3 separate regions of the Homo sapiens genome follow, and all the other regions are linked to region 2. The links are chromatin contacts, found by Hi-C or POLR2A ChIA-PET in ENCODE. All regions are on one chromosome and are shown on one strand. Each heading gives the region's core, a stretch centred on a gene start or an enhancer-like site at or near the end of the contact. The rest is flanking DNA. Distances are from core to core; before and after follow the strand shown. Region 1 holds the start of RPS6KA3 (ribosomal protein S6 kinase A3). Region 2 holds the start of PHKA2 (phosphorylase kinase regulatory subunit alpha 2). Region 3 holds the start of BCLAF3 (BCLAF1 and THRAP3 family member 3).

What was found. Hi-C counts contacts between places; a loop is a spot of excess contacts on that map. ChIA-PET counts read pairs that join two places held with the same protein, here RNA polymerase II (POLR2A). Pooled maps may share reads with other maps.
Region 1: a map of CD4-positive, alpha-beta T cell shows a loop between it and region 2 (8-fold over the local background). The contact joins the promoter of RPS6KA3 here to the promoter of PHKA2 in region 2. A Hi-C loop is called at or near these places in 2 of 168 maps with a recorded cell type or tissue (CD4-positive, alpha-beta T cell and gastrocnemius medialis) and 9 of 50 pooled maps.
Region 3: a loop to region 2 is called in a map of B cell, with 27 times the contacts of the local background. The contact joins the promoter of BCLAF3 here to the promoter of PHKA2 in region 2. A Hi-C loop is called at or near these places in 4 of 168 maps with a recorded cell type or tissue (B cell, CD8-positive, alpha-beta T cell and naive thymus-derived CD4-positive, alpha-beta T cell) and 10 of 50 pooled maps. POLR2A ChIA-PET finds 5 or more read pairs at or near these places in 2 of 52 experiments (HEK293T and OCI-LY7).

Annotation. Positions count from the first base shown.
Region 1 is chrX:20,265,141-20,268,265 of GRCh38, forward strand. RPS6KA3 (ribosomal protein S6 kinase A3) reads right to left here and starts at 1,769. Exons shown (of 22, transcript NM_004586.3): 1 at 1,424-1,769. The coding sequence starts at 1,492. RefSeq lists an enhancer at 1-49 and silencers at 1,230-1,489, 1,610-1,829, 2,251-2,545.
Region 2 is chrX:18,982,460-18,985,493 of GRCh38, forward strand. It overlaps PHKA2 (phosphorylase kinase regulatory subunit alpha 2), which reads right to left and starts at 1,655. Exons shown (of 33, transcript NM_000292.3): 1 at 1,396-1,655. The coding sequence starts at 1,473. RefSeq lists enhancers at 1,457-1,957, 1,958-2,458, 2,440-2,489 and a silencer at 1,650-2,339.
Region 3 is chrX:19,989,764-19,992,776 of GRCh38, forward strand. BCLAF3 (BCLAF1 and THRAP3 family member 3) reads right to left here and starts at 1,298. Exons shown (of 12, transcript NM_001367774.2): 1 at 1,145-1,298. LOC729609 (a long non-coding RNA gene) reads right to left here and starts at 16. Exons shown (of 2, transcript NR_024440.1): 1 at 1-16. RefSeq lists silencers at 681-1,050, 1,121-1,170, 1,211-1,640.

The DNA.
Region 1 (3,125 bases), core at 519-3,018, 1.3 Mb after region 2:
TACAAGTATGATCCAAGTCGCAAAATACTAAGCACCAATCATAAGCACTATTACAACTCTGCGTGCGTTAAGGAGAACAAGCAAAATTGTTATACAGCAGCGGAGGTGACTGGGGGAAAAAGTGAAAAGCGATTTGAACTGATCCCCCGCCCTCTCCATTATACCGGAGAATGCAAGTGTCCCGCATCTCAAGATTAAACTGAGCCTCGGTTTTACTGACGTAACCAGTAACCCTATCTACTTCTCACACTGCGGAGGCCGGCAGGGCAGCGGCTGCCGCCAAGCACACCACTCATCAGAGCCTGCCCCGTTCCACCCCCGCGTTTCAGTCATGCTTTCCAGAAATGGGGTCACTCACTCAGTAACTATTACACACACGCAGCCTATCATCCTGTAATCCCCTAAAGTCCGCTGCGGGGAGAGAAGGCAGCAAAAAGTCAAGAAGGAAGAATCACAGACGCGCCACCATCAGGAATTGATTTTCCACTCCGGAGAGGAGCGGTGATACCTTGGAACGGGTCTTGTCTGGATTATTTTCGCAGACCCCGAGTTGTTCTGGGATAGGGGCGGTTCAGGAAAGCTCGGTGTAGTGATGCGCCCGGGGAAATTCTGTTTTGCCCTGTTTGGGTATATTGTTTGGGTTTTGGGCACTAGGATGGGTGACTCAGGGACGGTCACCAGATCCCGGGCGAGGAAAACCAGAAAGCCTTTTACGGCGGCCGCTGATCTCCTTGAATATCACCCTCTCACCTCCATGGACAGGAAACTCAAGTTAAACTCACAGGGACGGGGGTCTAGCTCTGCGACCTCAGAAACGGAGGGGGTAGGGGACCTTAGGCTTCCGCTTTCTTCTTTGCAGCAGCAGAAACCGCTGCGGCAGACGAGGGGGAGGCAAAACCCTGCACCCCCTACCCGAAACCCCCACAGGTCGCCGCCGCCCGTGCCCCGCGCGCCGGTCTCCCCGCAGCAGCCCCTCCCTCGGCTGGACTCGAGAGTCCCTGCTCCCCGGTGAACCCGATCCCTACCCCTCCCTCATCTCCCAAAGTCGCCAAGGTCCGGGAAAGCCCCCGACCCGGCTGGGCCAAACTTCCCAACTCCCCGCCGGCCCCCGCTCCGCCTCCCGCTTCCCCCACGCAAAGTTGATTAAAATTGGCTTCTTGCAAAGCCCCAGCGCCCACTCCAAACCCCACGCGCCACCACACTGGCAGCCCCCCGAGCGAGGGAAGGAGGTGAGGGTGAGGATGGAAGGAACAGACAGACCGGCCAATAGACCCACCCCAACAACCCAAACCAAAACCCTGAGCCCGGGGGAAAGACGCGAGCGGGATCAGAACGGGCCGAGTGGCCAGCTCCGGGGAGCGAAGCGAGCCGGCGGGGGCGCGAGGAGGAGATGCGCCGGCCCCGGCCGCCCTGCTGCACTCACCTCAGCGCTGTCGGACGGGCTCTCCACAGCCATCTTCTGCCACGGGTCCGCCAGCTGCGCCAGCGGCATCTTCCCCCCCGGCCCGCCGCCTTCACCGCCTCCTCCCTCCCCGCCCGCCCCACGGCCGGCCCCGCTCCGTCGCCGCCCGAGCCCCACGGCAGCGGCGGCGGCGGCGGCGGCGGCGGCAGCGGCAGCGGCAGCGGCAGCAGCAGCAGCAGCGGCGGCGGCCCCAGAGAGGGCTCGACGCCGACGCCGACCGCCCGAAAGCCGCGCGCCTGGCCAGAGACGCCCGCGCGCTGAGCGAGAGCCTCGCGCCTCCGCTGGGCACCGGGTCTCGCCCCTTTCTTCCTCTCCTCCTTCCGCCGCCGGGACTACGGCTCCGCCCCCCCCGCCGGTTCCCGCGCCCGCTCCCAGCAGAACAGCGACCGCCGCGCGCTCCCCCACTTCCGCTCACAACATGGCGCCTAAGCGATACCTGTCTCTCAAAGCGAGGCTCGGCCGCCGCCACCACCGCCGCGCGCACCCAGGGGCTGGGCTAGTGGAAGACACGCCCCCGGCCGCTGCGCTCCGCTCCTCCCTCTTCCCACCCCCCTCCTTCTGCGCCCCAACCTCAGCTTCTGGGCCTCGCCTACTTTCAGGAAGGGCGAGCCCAACAGATCTGGGGGCGTCGGCGGGAGGCGGGGGAAAGAAATGGGAAAGGCAGGAGGGGCGAAGGCTGGGAGCCTTTCACCGCCAAGGGTCCAAGGAGGTCGGAGGCTCCTTGGGAATGAGGGAGAACAGTGGTCCCCGCCCAGCTGGGGAGGGAGGTGGGCAAAGTACCGGGGGCGCAGTCCCGAGCCAAGGACCCGGGGAGGGGTGCGGAGTGTCTTTTCGGCTTGTCTCCTCCGGGGGTGCGTGCGTGCGGACGCGCCTAGTCTCTGGGCGCATCCCGTAATGGCCCAAGACCCTCCCTCTTCAGGGTCACATGCTGGGAAATCACCTGCCCCCCATCTCCCCCGACGGAGGCAAGGGAGGCTTCGTGCCTAGGAGCCTCCTGGGGGCTCGGCTCCCGGTTTGATTCAAGTCTTTTCAAGTTGACGCTCTTTTGTTAAATTGTGGCTATTTGGGATTAATTCCTCTTGTATTAGTCGCTTCCCCCGCACCGCCCCCAGCCCAAATTCTCCTCCCCAAGTGCGCAGAGCTCTCGGCCTTCAGCTGCGACCCTGGAACCGCTGCCCCCCGCCCCACGTCTGCTACCTAAATCTTCAAGAGGGGAAAACAGGGAGGTTCCTTAAGGCTGTCCCTCTCGGTAGAGGTTGGAGAATTATTTAAAAATATCTTGTAGGCAGGAGCGCGGGGTTCCTGCTCCTCTGTTGACTTTAAATAAGAGATTAGATTTAAAAATCAGGCTGGCCGTGGGCGGAGGAGGAGGAGGAGGGGGACAGAGGGAGGGGAGGGGTTCTGACTCCTCCTCCTGCCCAAGATGGGGAAGCCCTGGATTAAGGAAACCCAATGCCCCGACGGCGACGGAGCCCCACAGGACGGCGAGAGCTTTGGGGGGAAGGCCTGGGCGTCCGGGGTGCGTCCCAAGAGGACTCGACCCTGTGTTCACTGCGCCAGGAGCCGCTGCGCGCTAAGTGCGCCCGGGCAGAAATGTGTAAAAGTCGCAGGGCTGAGTGGAAAGCTACTGCAGCCCCTGGCTAGTCGCCCAGCGAGGGGAAGA
Region 2 (3,034 bases), core at 405-2,904:
TACGTTGTACGCATATTACCTTTCTAAAAGCCAAACATTTCTGATGGGCAAACCACAACTGGTCCAAAGGGTTTCAGATAATGGACTCTGAGGCCAGGTGCAGTGGCTCATGCCTGTAATCCCAGCACTTTTGGGAGGCCGTGGTGAGAGGATGACTTGAAGTCAGGAGGTCGAGACCAGCCTGGCCAACGCAGTGAAACCCCGTCACTACTAAAAATGCAAAAATTAGCTGGGTGTGGTGGCGCACGCCTGTAGTCCCAGCTACTCGGGAGGCTGAGGCAGGATAATCGCTTGAACCCGAGAGGCAGAGGTTTCAGTGAGCCGAGATCGCGCCACTGCACTCCAGCCTAGGAGACAGAGTGAGACCCTGTCTCAAAAACAAACAAACAACAACAAAGAAAACAGATTAAGGGACTTTGGACCTATACCTTATGCATAAATGTTACTGCACTACGATCATTTATTCTTGTAACCCCAGCACTTTGTAGAGTGCTTTGCATATAACAGATACACCACAAATATTTCCTAAGTGAGGAAACAAGGCTAAGAAATTAGTTAAGAAGGGAAAATGGTCAGTGCCTTGGAAATGACCATGGCTCCCAACTTGCAGGTCAGGCCTCTAACCCCTGAATGCCACTTCCTTCGTTGACTTTGAAGGCCCTATAAATAGTTGCTGTTGATTGAGGGCAAGAAACATAGCTGCTGTCTTCACTAGGAATAAAAATAGTTCAGTGGTCTTACACTGATGGACCCACACATAATTTTAGCCCAGGAATACAAAGCATAGCAGGCAAATTCATACCTCGGACCACATGGGCAGTGTCATAGGACCCTGTGAGCTTGGGAGCCTTTGGGTCTGACCTGCTACATGCAGTGACCTTTCTAGCCTCACAATTTTCTTATCTGTAAAATAGCAACCAAAGTAGCCCCTAAGGGCTTCCCAGGTGGGTCTCTACCAAGACAGCTCATGGGAGGGACGGTAGCTGTCGCCCCACACTGCAGAGTCCTGCGTAAACTTCAGGAGCTTCTTCACTCCTGTCTACTGTTCTCATTCAGTGTAGTCTGTCCAAACCCCCCACACCTCTTCTCGTCCAAAAAAAGCAGAGTCAATGCAAAAAGAGGCAGTTTGGACCCGGGCACGGAGGCGGCTCATTCTCATCCTGAACAATGGCCAAAGAATTCTGTGAAAAGTAGCCGTAGCAACAGTTAGGTCCCCTGAATCTTAAGGAGCACGGGGTGGCAATGGGGTGGTAATCACTGGCTAGCAAGGACTAGATTCAAATAGCAAACTCTTAATTGCAAGGTCTCAGGTCACAAGAGGGCCAGACCTGGGAAGGAGAATGAGTTACATGAGAGGGTAGTTCCACGCGTTCCCTGGGGGCGGTCCCTCCTTACCTGGTAACACAGGATGGTTTGCTGCACCAGCCGCGCGTACCCGTCCAAGCGGACCCCGGAATTGCTCCTGCTCCGCATCTCCCCGAGGCTCCCAGGCCGCAGCGCCCGATCTGCCGCGTGGGCGCGGGACGTCGGGGCTGTGGCCTCCAAGCGGGTCTGGTTCCCGGACACTCACAGCCTTAGTCGGTTCTTGGGATGGGACCGGGCCGGAGGAGGTCGAGACTTTTCTAAACGCTAGCCCCAAAGTCCGGTTGGAAAGCAAGCCAACCAGAGCTCCGCGCGGCGGGGAGGCGCGGGGGCGGGGACGGGGGCTGGAGCGACGAAGGTCCCGCCTCGGCCAGGCCTGCTGGGCTCCCGACGCTCGCGGGAGCAGCGGGAAACCAGGTTCCGGGAGTGGGGCGAGGACGCCCCTGCCAAGCCCCTTTTACGTCCCGGCGGTCGCGAGGAGGTCCCCCGGGCGCGAAGAAGACGCCAGCCCACCCCAGCCGCCGGGGAGATCGCCCAGGCCGCGCTCAGCCCCGCCCCTGGCTCTGCCCCCGCCGCGGAGCGGAACCCTCCAAGTCGCGGCCTGAGGAGGAAGGAAAAGGGGGCGGCCCGGGAGAGCCGCTGCGAAATCAGCAACGGGCGGGAACCAGGTTGCCTCCCTGAGTCCCTTCTCTCCCCGGCCGGCTGCCAACCACAGCCAAGGCCAGAGAAACAGGCCCTTCTGCCGCGGCCACCTGGGCGCCTTGGACCCGCCCTCCGGACTCGCCCCCGCCCCTGCCGCGGAGTGGAACGTTTGGAACCCTGAGGGGCACAGGTAAGGGGGCGGCCCCGCCCCGCGCCCTGGAACGACCTCACGGCCCCGCCCACATCCCCGCCCCTGGCCCCACCTCCGCCGCAGAGCGGAACCCTCAGAGTCGCGGCCTCGGGGGGGACGAAAAAGGAGGCGGCCCGTGGGAGTCTAGGGGAACCCGGCTTCGGGCGGCGGACGAGTTGGCTTTCCTGCGTGGTAGTGTGGAGCCCCCCGAGACGGGTGCCAGTCCCACTCGAGGCCGGAGAAAGAGGGCCGCCTACCGCGGCCGCCTGGGCACCCCTCTGAGGGCCAAGATTGTAGTCCCACCTCTGGCCCCGTCTCCGCCGCCTAGCGGAACTGGAGTAGCGGGACCCAGCCCGGAAGAAAAAGGGGGAAGGCCCGGAGAGGTGCCCCAGCGACACCTCTGGCGCCTGTGACCCCGCCCCTAGCCACTTGGGCGCCGCTTCCTCGGGCAGGTTCGCAGTTCATCTCCCACGGGTCTACAGCTTGAAACTTGGCATTCATTATAATGTTTCGTGGCTGCTGATAACCTACAGTTCACAATCTTCGGCCTGGTATTCATTGTCCACCAAAATCTGGCCCACATAGGAATTTACTGGACAGCTAGACTAATGCAATCAATTTCCGCAAGCTCTTTTCCAGTCTCCATGCATTTACTCTATGCTTGACCCCTTCGGCCCTTCTTCCTCCTCCTTGACTAACTGAAGCCTATCTTTCCCTTAACGGCCAGCTCAGCTCCTCTATTAGCCTTCCCCATTTTCTGAATTTCTGTAGCCATTGGTTTAGTAAGAGCTTAGGACTTAGAGTCAGTTCATTTTGAGTTCAAATGTCAGTTCTGTCATT
Region 3 (3,013 bases), core at 48-2,547, 1.0 Mb after region 2:
TAGTGAAACAACGTATCTTCATTGTGATTTCTATCTTAGAAATGTGTATAAATGGCTAAATGTTCCTATATATAAAAATGTTTCTAATAAGACGTTTTAAAGGTTTCTTGGGGGTGACTGAAACAGCTGTGATTTCAAAATAAAATTTTAGTAGCCATTTAAAAAAAACATTAAAAATAAAACATTGCTATACCATTACCATTAAAATACCAATGAAAAATAAAGTCCTCGTTATGAATCTGCAGCAAAACCTTTCTTTTCAAATTCTGCTCTGTCGTTTGGACCTGTTCACATTCAGAAAAATGCTAAAAAGGCTGCCTGGCGAGGAGCCTAAAGAGGCCTTCCTGATTTCTACCTGCAGTTTGTAATTTGTTCCAGGAAAAAAAAAAAAAAAAAAAAAGGCAATCACCTAATAGGTAGTTCGAAAAGCACCTGAGTAGGAAAATATTTACGGGGTAGGTTTCTCTCCCATTTCTTTCCCTCGAGACCTACCAACAGGACAGTCCTGACAGCGACTGGCCCAGTTTCCCAATACAACCCAGAGAAGCACAGGAGATGCGCCAATTTTCAGGAGACGCTTCTAAAAAGACAAGTTTTACTTTACAATGCAGGATAATGAGCAGCCTTCACTACTCATTCTCGACGTTAACAGAGGAAGATGCCGCTGCGCGGCAGGAGCGCCTCACCAGGACAAAGCGGGGTACGGGGGGGTCCTCGGTTCAGGCCCCGCAGGCGACGCGTCCAGGGCCGCCTCGAGGACAAGGGCACCGTCCCCGGACACCGCCTTCCCGGCCCCCGCCCTCTTAACAGATGCAGGGAACCGCGGGGACCGCAACCTGCCCGACGACGGCGGAGGATCAGGGTCGCGGCAGCAGGTGCCCGGGTCGCCGTGCCTGTCGAGGGACCTCAGGGGCGCCGGGCAGCTGTCCCCTGGAAACCCGCGCCGGGTCGCCGCGCCCAAGGGAAGGCGCTGACCGAGGGACCTACGGGGCGCAGAGGAGCTGTCCCAACAGAACCCGAGTCGGACCGCCGCATCCTCCCCGCTGCCCCATCCGCCACCCCGAGAACCGCCCCTCCTGGGTGGCGGACACGCCCTCCCTGCGGGCCCAGGCCTCCTCGCCCCGCCTCCCCCCGAGCCGCTCACCCGGCCGGGAAGCCCCCGCCGCCGCCGCCGCCGCCGCCGCCGCCGCCGCCGCCGCCGCCGCCGCCGGCCCCTCGGGCCTCGCCCCTCACTCTGCCGCCGCCTCCCACAGCAGCGACACCCCAGCCACCTCTGCCGGGCCGCGGGACCCGGAACCACTTCCTTCCGGAACCGCCTCGCCCCGCCCCCACCCCGGCCCCGCCCACTGCTCGCGGCCTCGCACTGGGCCCGTTCTCCAGCCGACCCCTATCCTCTACTCTCCCGGCGAGGGTGCCCCGCCCGGGCTTCTCGGACCAGAGCGCTGCGCCCCCTGCCGGCCGTTCCCACTGCGGCCGCTCTGTCCAGGGCGCCTGCGCCCTCTGCCACCCGCCCGCCGGGTCCGGCTAGAGCGCCTGCGCCCTCTGCCGCCCTCTCGCCGGAAAGGAGGGGACCTAATGGGCGTTCCAGGTCCAGGGATCCTGGGGGTTAAGGCCCAGGGATTGGAGGTCACCCCTCAGTCATGGGCAGAACTTGATCCCGTGGGCCTTCCAGCTTTGTGCAGATCTCTAACCATTCACCTACCCTCTATCCATTTCCCACTCCTCAAATTAAGCATATTCCCGGAAAACAAAGCCTCCCCTCTGGACTTCCCAAATGGTCGGATGGTACCAACATCTATCCGTCATCCAATTCAAAAGATTGCCTCATCTCTGTCTACTCGCTTGGTTTCTCCCCTCCCACACTCCATGCACCAGCCTCAAAGGTAGTGTGTCTTCTTCACTCTTGAAGCTTTCCGCTTGACACTGATATTCTTTCTTCCCCTTGTGAAATAGCTCTTTCAGGCTCTGTGCCATCTGGTAGTAACACCTTTTGCCCTCCCTTGTCACTGTCACCTACTGACTGTCTGGCATTAGTTTTCCTCTCCATCTGATTTACTGCCATCCTCCCAATGAATCCAACATCCACAACCCAGCCTGGTTTCCTTCAGTTCCTCAATCCGAATGACCTTTACTTCTACTTTGTTCACCCGTAGTCTAGAAAATCTAGATATTCATCACTTGATACTGCTCCATCTCTAAAACCTTAAATGTTGAAATCCCACTACCCAACTTAAACCCATAGCCTTTGACTACAACCACTTTTTTATTTTTACTTATTTATTTATTTTGAGACAGAATCTCTGTCACCCATGCTGGAGTGCAGTGGTGTGATCTCGGTTCACTGCAACCTCTGCCTCCCGGGTTCAAGTGATTCTCCTGCCTCAGCCTCCTGAGTAGCTGGGATTACAGGCTGCGCCACCATGCCCGGCTAATTTTTTTTTTTTTTTTAGTAGAGACAGGGTTTCCCCATGTCGGCCAGGCTGGTCTCGAACTCCTGACCTCAGGTGATCCTCCCGCCTCAGCCTCCCAGAGTGCTGAGATTACAGGCGTGAGCCACAGCGCACGGCCTATTTATTTATTTAGAGATAGAGTCTGGCTCTTGTCACCCAGGCTGGAGTGCAGTGGTGCGATCTCGGCTCACTGCAACCTCTGCCTCCCAGGTTCAAGTGATCCTCCTGCCTCAGCCTCCTGAGTAGCTGGGATTACAGGTGTGCGCCACCATGCCCGGCTAATTTTTGTATTTTTAGTAGAGACGGGGTTTCACCATGTTGGCCAGGCTGGTCTCAAACTCCTGATCTCAAGTGATCCGCCTGTCTCAGCCTCTCAAAGTGCTGGGATGACAGGCATGAGCCACCGCGTCCCGGCCTTTTTTTGTTGTTTTTTTTTTTAAGAGTCAGGGGTCTCACTTGGTCGTGGTCCTGGCTGGAGTACAGTGGCATAATCATAGCTCACTGTAACCTCAAACTCCTGGGCTCAAGTGACACTCCTGCCTCAGCCTCTAGAGTAGCTGTTG